2 separate regions of the Homo sapiens genome follow, and region 2 is linked to region 1. Evidence: chromatin contacts called from ENCODE Hi-C or POLR2A ChIA-PET data. All regions are on one chromosome and are shown on one strand. The core of a region is the stretch at or near the end of the contact, and the rest is flanking DNA. Distances in the headings are between cores, read along the strand shown.

Evidence for each region. Hi-C counts contacts between places; a loop is a spot of excess contacts on that map. ChIA-PET counts read pairs that join two places held with the same protein, here RNA polymerase II (POLR2A). Pooled maps may share reads with other maps.
Region 2: a loop to region 1 is called in a map of CD4-positive, alpha-beta memory T cell, with 4 times the contacts of the local background. The contact joins the promoter of SIRPG here to the promoter of NSFL1C in region 1. A Hi-C loop is called at or near these places in 3 of 168 maps with a recorded cell type or tissue (CD4-positive, alpha-beta memory T cell and naive thymus-derived CD4-positive, alpha-beta T cell) and 5 of 50 pooled maps. POLR2A ChIA-PET finds 5 or more read pairs at or near these places in 2 of 52 experiments (H1 and activated CD4-positive, alpha-beta memory T cell).

What each region holds. Positions count from the first base shown.
Region 1 is chr20:1,464,700-1,468,462 of GRCh38, reverse strand. NSFL1C (NSFL1 cofactor) reads left to right here and starts at 1,614. Exons shown (of 9, transcript NM_016143.5): 1 at 1,614-1,743. The coding sequence starts at 1,639. RefSeq lists a silencer at 1,320-1,589 and an enhancer at 1,884-2,385.
Region 2 is chr20:1,656,198-1,659,960 of GRCh38, reverse strand. It overlaps SIRPG (signal regulatory protein gamma), which reads left to right and starts at 2,182. Exons shown (of 6, transcript NM_018556.4): 1 at 2,182-2,319. The coding sequence starts at 2,247.

The DNA of each region.
Region 1 (3,763 bases), core at 365-2,864:
AGGGCCTATTGTGGCTGCAACCATGCTCCTAATAACCTAACCCAAGCCCTAACTCGTTTGTCATATAAACTTAAAGGATTTCTTGCACAGTGTTAATAAGACACCGAATTTTCCAGGAAAGCAACTATTGTGTCAATTGAGGGAAGACTGGACTTTGTGCTGTTCATAACCTGATTAAGAGGGGTTTTGACTAAGCCTGGGCACCTTCTCAAGGTCTCCTTGAGAAAGGGACACCTGAACTGAGAGCTGAAGAATGAGCAGGGGCCGACAGAGGAAGAGGAAGGGAAGAGTGTCCCACGGTGGTGTTGGAAATTAAAGCTCGAAGTCTCAAGGAAAACCAGCACTGAAATAAAAGATTTTTCAGCAAAGCCAATTTACTTCTGCAGAAGGGTGCCACTCACACATCTGGTCTTCAGGAAAGCACACCGAACAAAAGAGAGAAGGGGTTTTTATCCCTAATGCGGTTAGTCGCTGCTTCTGTGTCCTGTTCCCATTGGCTGGGGCTGGACTGCGCAATCTAAGCTAATCCCGATTGGCTAGTTCAAATGGAGCAGAAATGTGGGCTACAGTGGTAGGGCAAGCGGTTTCGGCAGGAAGAAGAGTTTCCGCGGGAATGGCAATTGTAGCGAGGGTATCCAAGGGAACAGATGTGAGTTATAGATTAGGACCCGCGGGAAGGTTGTTTACCGTAACTAGGGGTAAGGAGGTACAAAGAACAAGGAAGTTAGGCTTTGAAAATAGAGAACAAAGAACAAGTAAGCTGAACAAGTAAGTTCCTCTTTGGAGAGGCAAGAGGGCAAAGAAGCTGAGGACCCAGAAGACAGGATTGTGCCTAAGAAAGTGGCCTTGGAGCAGAGGCCCAAAGAAAGCGGGGAGAGCGCCTTGCCCATCGGTAAGGGAAAGGTGCTCCAGGCACAGAAGCAGCTAATGCAACGGCCCTGAGGCAAATGCAAGATAACTGGCAAGTTCCAGGAACAGCAAGGAGGGCAAGGCGCCTGGAGCAGAGGAAGCTAGCGGATCCCTTGATGAGAGGGAGGAACTGGCCCATCTCTCATGGGTCCTGCAGGCAGGCCATGAGACTGTCTTTTATGCGGGGCGAGATAACGAGGCATGGACGTGTTGTGAGCGGAGGCCTAGCCTGTTCAAGGTCTGAATTTTTACCCCTAGAATGTAAGAAGCATGGGAGCAGGGACTTTGTTTTGCTCCCTGCCATATCCACAGCCCTAGAAAAACGTCGGGCCATTGATAGCTCTCAGTAAATGCTTGACAAGTAAGTGAATGAACGAATGCACAATTAATGAAATGAGGGCTGCGTCAATGAATAACTGGGAATCTGACTCCTGCAGGGAGCCTTCAGCCCACAGGTGTATGTAAGACCCGCCCCGCCTCTCATCCTTCGGGCTCCCACCCCCGCCGTTAGGCTGCGGTTCGCGCCGCGGTCGCCAGAGGGCGCGGAGCGGCGGGGCTTCCCGCACGGAGGGCTTTGCGTGAGGCACCGCGTGGGGCGGGGCTGCGGGCGGGCTCCCAGCTGCTGGGCCCTCATCGGCTGGGCCTCGTCGACCGGCAAGCGGAACGCGGCAGCGGGGCTGGGCCTGTGCGGCGGCCGCCGGAGCGCTTTGGAAGGCGCACGGGGCGAAGATGGCGGCGGAGCGACAGGAGGCGCTGAGGGAGTTCGTGGCGGTGACGGGCGCCGAGGAGGACCGGGCCCGCTTCTTTCTCGAGTCGGCCGGCTGGGACTTGCAGGTAGCGCCGCGCGGCGGGCTGTGTCGGGTGGGCCGGGGACTGCTGGGAGCGGGCGCCTGGTGCCTTAAGCCCGCGGCGGCCGAAGCGCACAGTCATCCCCGCTCTACCGCGGCCCGACCCAGGCCTCATGGTCCCGGGACCGCTTGTCACGCGTCGCCTGCTCGGCTTGGGAGTGGGGGAACGCGGGCCAGCCCCAGCCAGTTCTGCCGTGCCAGTTTCACCCTGCCTCGCCCGCTTGCGGCGTCAGCGAGACTTCGGGCGCTGCGGCAGCCGGCGAGGAGAGGGAGCGCCTGGGGGCGTGGCTGCCGCGCCGAGTATCTGCTGGAGGCCGGGCTGGTCCGAGTGAGCAGCTCTTGGGTGAAGCCCCACTCGGGACTAGGTGGCCGCTCATTTCCACTTCCGAAGTCCAGCCCGGGAGTTGACCGCCGCCCAGCCTTCCTAATTGCTGGGAGAATACCTCTGGGGTGGTGGCGCAAGGTTGGAGCTTCTTCACCTTGCGTAGTTAACTTATCTGTAAAATGGGAGTCTCGTGGAAATTGCTGTGTAGTTCATTGGCACGTACTGAGTATTCACTAAATACTTGCTAAGAAGACTTAAGCTTCACGAGGCAGGGATTTTTGTACACTGATGAATTCCCAGTGCCTGGAACAATGCCTGGCACATAATAAGCATTCGGTAATTAACTGTAGAAAGAATTGCATAAATATTCTTGGCCAGCTTCGTCTTAGGTAGATGATGACGGTGATGACTAATATTTATTGAGTACCTACCATGAGCCAAGCGCTGTTCTGACTGCTTTACATGTCTTTTGTCATTTAACCTTCGCATTTTGCAGCTGAGATTAAAGAGGTTAAGTAACTTGCTCAAGGCCTCACTAGCTACCAGGCAGAAGAGGTAGAAGTGGAACCCAGTTCTGTCTGATTGCAAGCAGACAGAGCCCAAGCTTTAAACCACCATGTGCCAAGCACTTTACATAATATGATTCGTTGGATCCTAGCAACACTATGAGGTAAAGACTAGACCCATTTTATGGATGAGGAATTGGAAGCACAGAGGGCAAAGAATTTGCTCAGGGTCACATAGCCAGTAAGTAGCGGGGTTGGAATTTGAACTGAGTCTGCTGCCAAACGTAAATTACTCCCCAAACATAAGAATTCGGTAAAGCATCACACCTAGATCACACCTAGACACAATGGGAAGCCCCTATGCTGGGCAGAAATAAAAAGTTTCTACCTGAAAGACCTAAAAGCACACAGTGTTGTGACCAACAGATCTTCTGTCTCGTTCCCCTCACATTGTAGTGGGGAAACTGAGGATCATGCATGTGACTTGCCTGGCAGGAACAGGACTTGAATGTAGGCTCCCTGAGAATGCCAGTTCACTACATGGCCTGAGACAGCACACTGCCTCCCAGCAGATTACTTTTATCCCTTGACAGCTCACTGTCTCCTGTGAAGTTGGTGACCCTGAGGACAGAGGCCATGTCTATTTCATCTCTGTGACCTCAATGCTTTCTTGTGTTTGTGCAAAGCAAGTGATTAGTGAATGCCTGTCCGTTGAGTTGGTGACAGAGATGTCACAAATGACCAAAGGATTCCCATATTCCTTCTGTATGTGTAAACCTAAGATGCGAGTATGCATAAATCTTAATGGATTATCTCATCCAGTGTGCAGGTTGGTGAGACAGGTACCCCCATTTCACAGATTAGGAAACAACTTGAAAGAAAGGAAAAGTAGCAACCTGGACTGACTCCACAGTTCCTGACTCCGGGCTGTACTGGAAGCGCTTAAGAGTGAGGGCCTAAGCACACTAGCAGGGATGGAACCTGGCTCCTCTCTTTACCAGTTGTGTAAACTTGAACAAATTTTTTTTTAATCCTCAGTGCTTCTGTATCAACTATAAAATGAGATGATAAGAGTACTAATAGCATAGAGTTCTTGAGGATTAAACAAATTAACGTATGTAGAATGCTCAGAACAACCTGGCATGTAAATGCTCACTAAATGTGTGCTACTTTTA
Region 2 (3,763 bases), core at 933-3,432, 190 kb before region 1:
TGAATTTGTTAGCTGCAGTGCTGTTCCTCAAATCTTTGGTGATTCTTGCTTGCACTTCCGTCTTCCCAGGAATAATTCCCCATGTGATCATGGGTTGTCAGGGCCTCGTGGAGCATGGCACCTGCCCCAGCCTCACTATGAGGGCTGCTCCTAATTGAGGCTATAGCTTCTTCTCTGCTTTCTTCCTGAGGGATGTCTCTCCCTTCCTGCAAGAGGTATCATAGTACAACCATTAAAAGTGAAGGCTGTGGAGTGTGGCAGCCTATGTTCCAGTTCTAAAAGCCGGGTGATCTTGAGCAAATTCATTACTCTCCATGTGCCTCGGGTTTTCTCACCTGTGAAAGGAGGTTAATGGTTGAGCTTACCTCATGGGGTCAGAGCAATGATTTAATGACATTACCAATAGAAAAATGCTTGGCACCATATCTGGAGCACAGGAAACTCTCAATAAATGATAGCTGTTATAATTCCTTCATGTCATATAGAAGCCAATTGCTTGTATTCAAGTGTAATTAGACATTGATTCATATATTCTTTTCATTTTGTGTTTTCACTACTGTGGGTGTGGAGAAGGAGGGGAAGATTTCACCCTGTGTACATCTGCCACATTAAAACAGGACTTTCAATTAAAACATGATAACATTTACAATTTGATTTGACAATTATTCATGACAGATTAAGAACCTAAAACCCACATGTGAGATGAAGGATTCTGGACAGGTCTTTCTTAGTCATAGATGCTGGAAGAGAAATCATTTCTTTTAACAAGGTGGCTTTTCTAAGGCACAACGGTGGCAGAGAACCAGTGGACTCTTCCTGTACACAGAAAATAATTATAGCCATGTTTTTTTGCTTATAATTAATTATGAGTCAAGCATTCAGTATGGCTTATATTATTCCTACCATAGCTCTACAAGGTGCATATTCTAACATTTATTTACATACAATCAAACCAAGGCTCAGAGAAGTAGTGTCTTTTTGAAAATCACACAGCTGGAAATTGTAAGAGGAGGAATTAATCTATGGTTGAACAAGGAGCGGGATTTAGAGAATCCAGAGGGAGAAACTGATTTCAGGGTGGCAGCGAGAGTCCAAATACACTATATAAGCTGGGTCTCAGGAGGCCTGGGTTGCTGGGAGAAAGCCACTGGTGGGCAACTCAGCATGCAGGAGGGATCCATTCAAAAGCAACATTTGAGTTCCCGCACTTCACCTGGCACCGTGAGTATCAATAATGACCTACTGGGTTTCAGGCATGATATGCTCATTACCTCTTTAATCGTCACTAAAACACTGCACAAAAAGACTTACTATTCCCAGTTTAGGAGATTGAAACTGAGCATAGGAGGGCCCAGCGACTTCCCCAACTCCTTGGCACACACTCTTGGCAGGAGCATGGATTTTTCCTCTTTCCTCATTTCCCATCCGAACTCAGTGATGAATGAAATAGGTGCTCTGTGTGTAGAAGAAAGGGTATTGAAATTGATGCGACGGCCCCAGGAACCTGCCCACCATAATCTTCCCTCATGATAACCCTATCCCCTTTCCATAACCCACAATCCCCACCTCACTCCACAAAGCAGTTGCTTATTACCTCAAACCCAGTTTCTCTCCTGGAAGGAGTCAAGAAATAATTCCTTCTGCTGGGTGCAGGCACATGAAAGTGCTAAGGTCCACAAGAGACTGAATTTGGGCTAAGTGTTGCCAATTATAGCAATTTGGAATAGAAAATCATTTCAGGAGAAGATCTGGTTCCTCTCCAGTGTTGAGCAGGTCCTGTGAACTCTTCTCCTACGTCCAGCGGAGTGGCATTTGGTTGAGGCTGGTGCAGAACAAGACCACAAGCCAACCACATCCTAGGGTCTTGAAATAAAGACTTTAGAAAACAATACCTAACAACAGATCTTTCTTGACTTAAAAGCCTCAAATGGCAAATCACCAAGAAGACCTGAAAATGGGTTTGGGGACACGAGGAGGGAGCACAGGTCCCAGGCAGGCAGGAAGCATTATTTCTGCTAACCCTGTCTGATTATCCTGAAAATGGAGCACGATTAACTCCTTGCTTTGTAGCTGCCTACTGTGCCTGATTTGTAAGTCACAATCTAGAAGCAGGTTACTGTTGCATTCCATCATAGCCACTTCCTCTTGAATTGAGGGAGGCAGGGCTTGTCTTCTGTCTTCAGAGCAGGGCCTGACATCTCCCCAGAACAGACGTTTGAACAGAGCAGGCTTCTGAGGTCTCCAAAATGCCTGTCCCAGCCTCCTGGCCCCATCCTCCTGGTCCTTTCCTGCTTCTGACTCTACTGCTGGGACTTACAGGTGAGCATTGCATTGGGCTAGAACCCTTTCTCCCTGCTTCCTGGACCTAGCCTTGCCCCTGGACTTGCAGCAATTTCAGATAAGCACAAGCACTGCCAAGGAAGGTCAAGGACTGGACATTGTCCAAGAGCAGAAGATCAGGGAGCTGAGCACTTTCTCTGTGGATCTGCAGCTGGCTACCAGAGGCATCAAACCTTGTGAGGCTTCTGCCACCATCACAATTAGTTACATTTTTATAATATTTTATTTGACAAACACAGAAGAATCATTATTAAATCCTTACCTGTCTTGAGTCCTCCTACCCATTTTTGTGTGCCCTCCTCCTCTTTAAGAAGTTCCACATTTCATGCTTACAGCGTCCTATATTCCTTTCTTAGGGCTTCCACAACAAAGCACCACAGACTCAGTAACTAAAACAATAGACATTTACTTTCTTTCTTTCAGTTCTGGAGGCTGAATTGCAAAATCAAGATGCCAGCAGGGTTAGTTTCTACTGAGGTCTTTCTCCTTGGCTTGTAGAAGGCCATCTCCTCCATGTGTCTTGACACATGGTCTTCCTCTGTGTGTGTCTGTATTCTCATTTTCTCTTATGAGAACATCAGCCATATTGGATTAAGGCTCCCCGCCAGTGACCTCATTTAACTAAATTGCTTCACCCATTTATGCCTAGTGCTCCGTTATTGGATCACTAAGCTTGCGGGAGTTATTTATATCCTACTGCTCAAGGGCATCGCCAAGGTCTGATTTTTCAAATTAAAAAAAAATTGCAACCTCGGGCATAAATGGGTTAAAGACCTTGTCTCCAAATATGGTCAAATTCTAAGGCGCTGGGGATTGGGGCTTCAACCCATTCGTTTTGGGGGCACATTCAGCCCATAACAGGCACCACCATCTCCCTTGGTCATCTTGACTTTCCTCTGGAGAATTTATTTTCCCTTCCCCCAGGCAGACAGGATTGGGAGGTCTTTCCTGGTGCCACCTGAGAGAGCCCTGTTCACAGCTCCCAGACAGGCTGCCTGTCTTCACCCCTTTTTCAGACCATGCAGCTGACCCCCGGTCACAGGGCTGGGCACAATAGCCTCTCAGTTGCCCACTGGGCCCTGCTGTGATGTCATCTCACAGGTCTTAGAGGGCAAGGTCTCACTTTTCAAATTATTTTTTTTACACATACACTGTACCCAAATGACAGCAGTAATAGTTCAGCAATTGCTCTCTTCCTGTAAGGCAGATGCACTTCTTAGCATTTTGTGTGTATTAAGTCAACTAATCCTCACAGCATCCCTGTGTGGAAGCTATAACTCTTGTGCTCTATTTGCAAATGGGGAGTGAGGCAGAGGCAGGAACCTGTTCATTGTCCCCTACTTCAGTCCATGGAGCAGTTGGGATCAAGTCCAGGTTGACCAGTTCCAGAGTTTATCACCCTTTTAACCATGTTATGCTATGT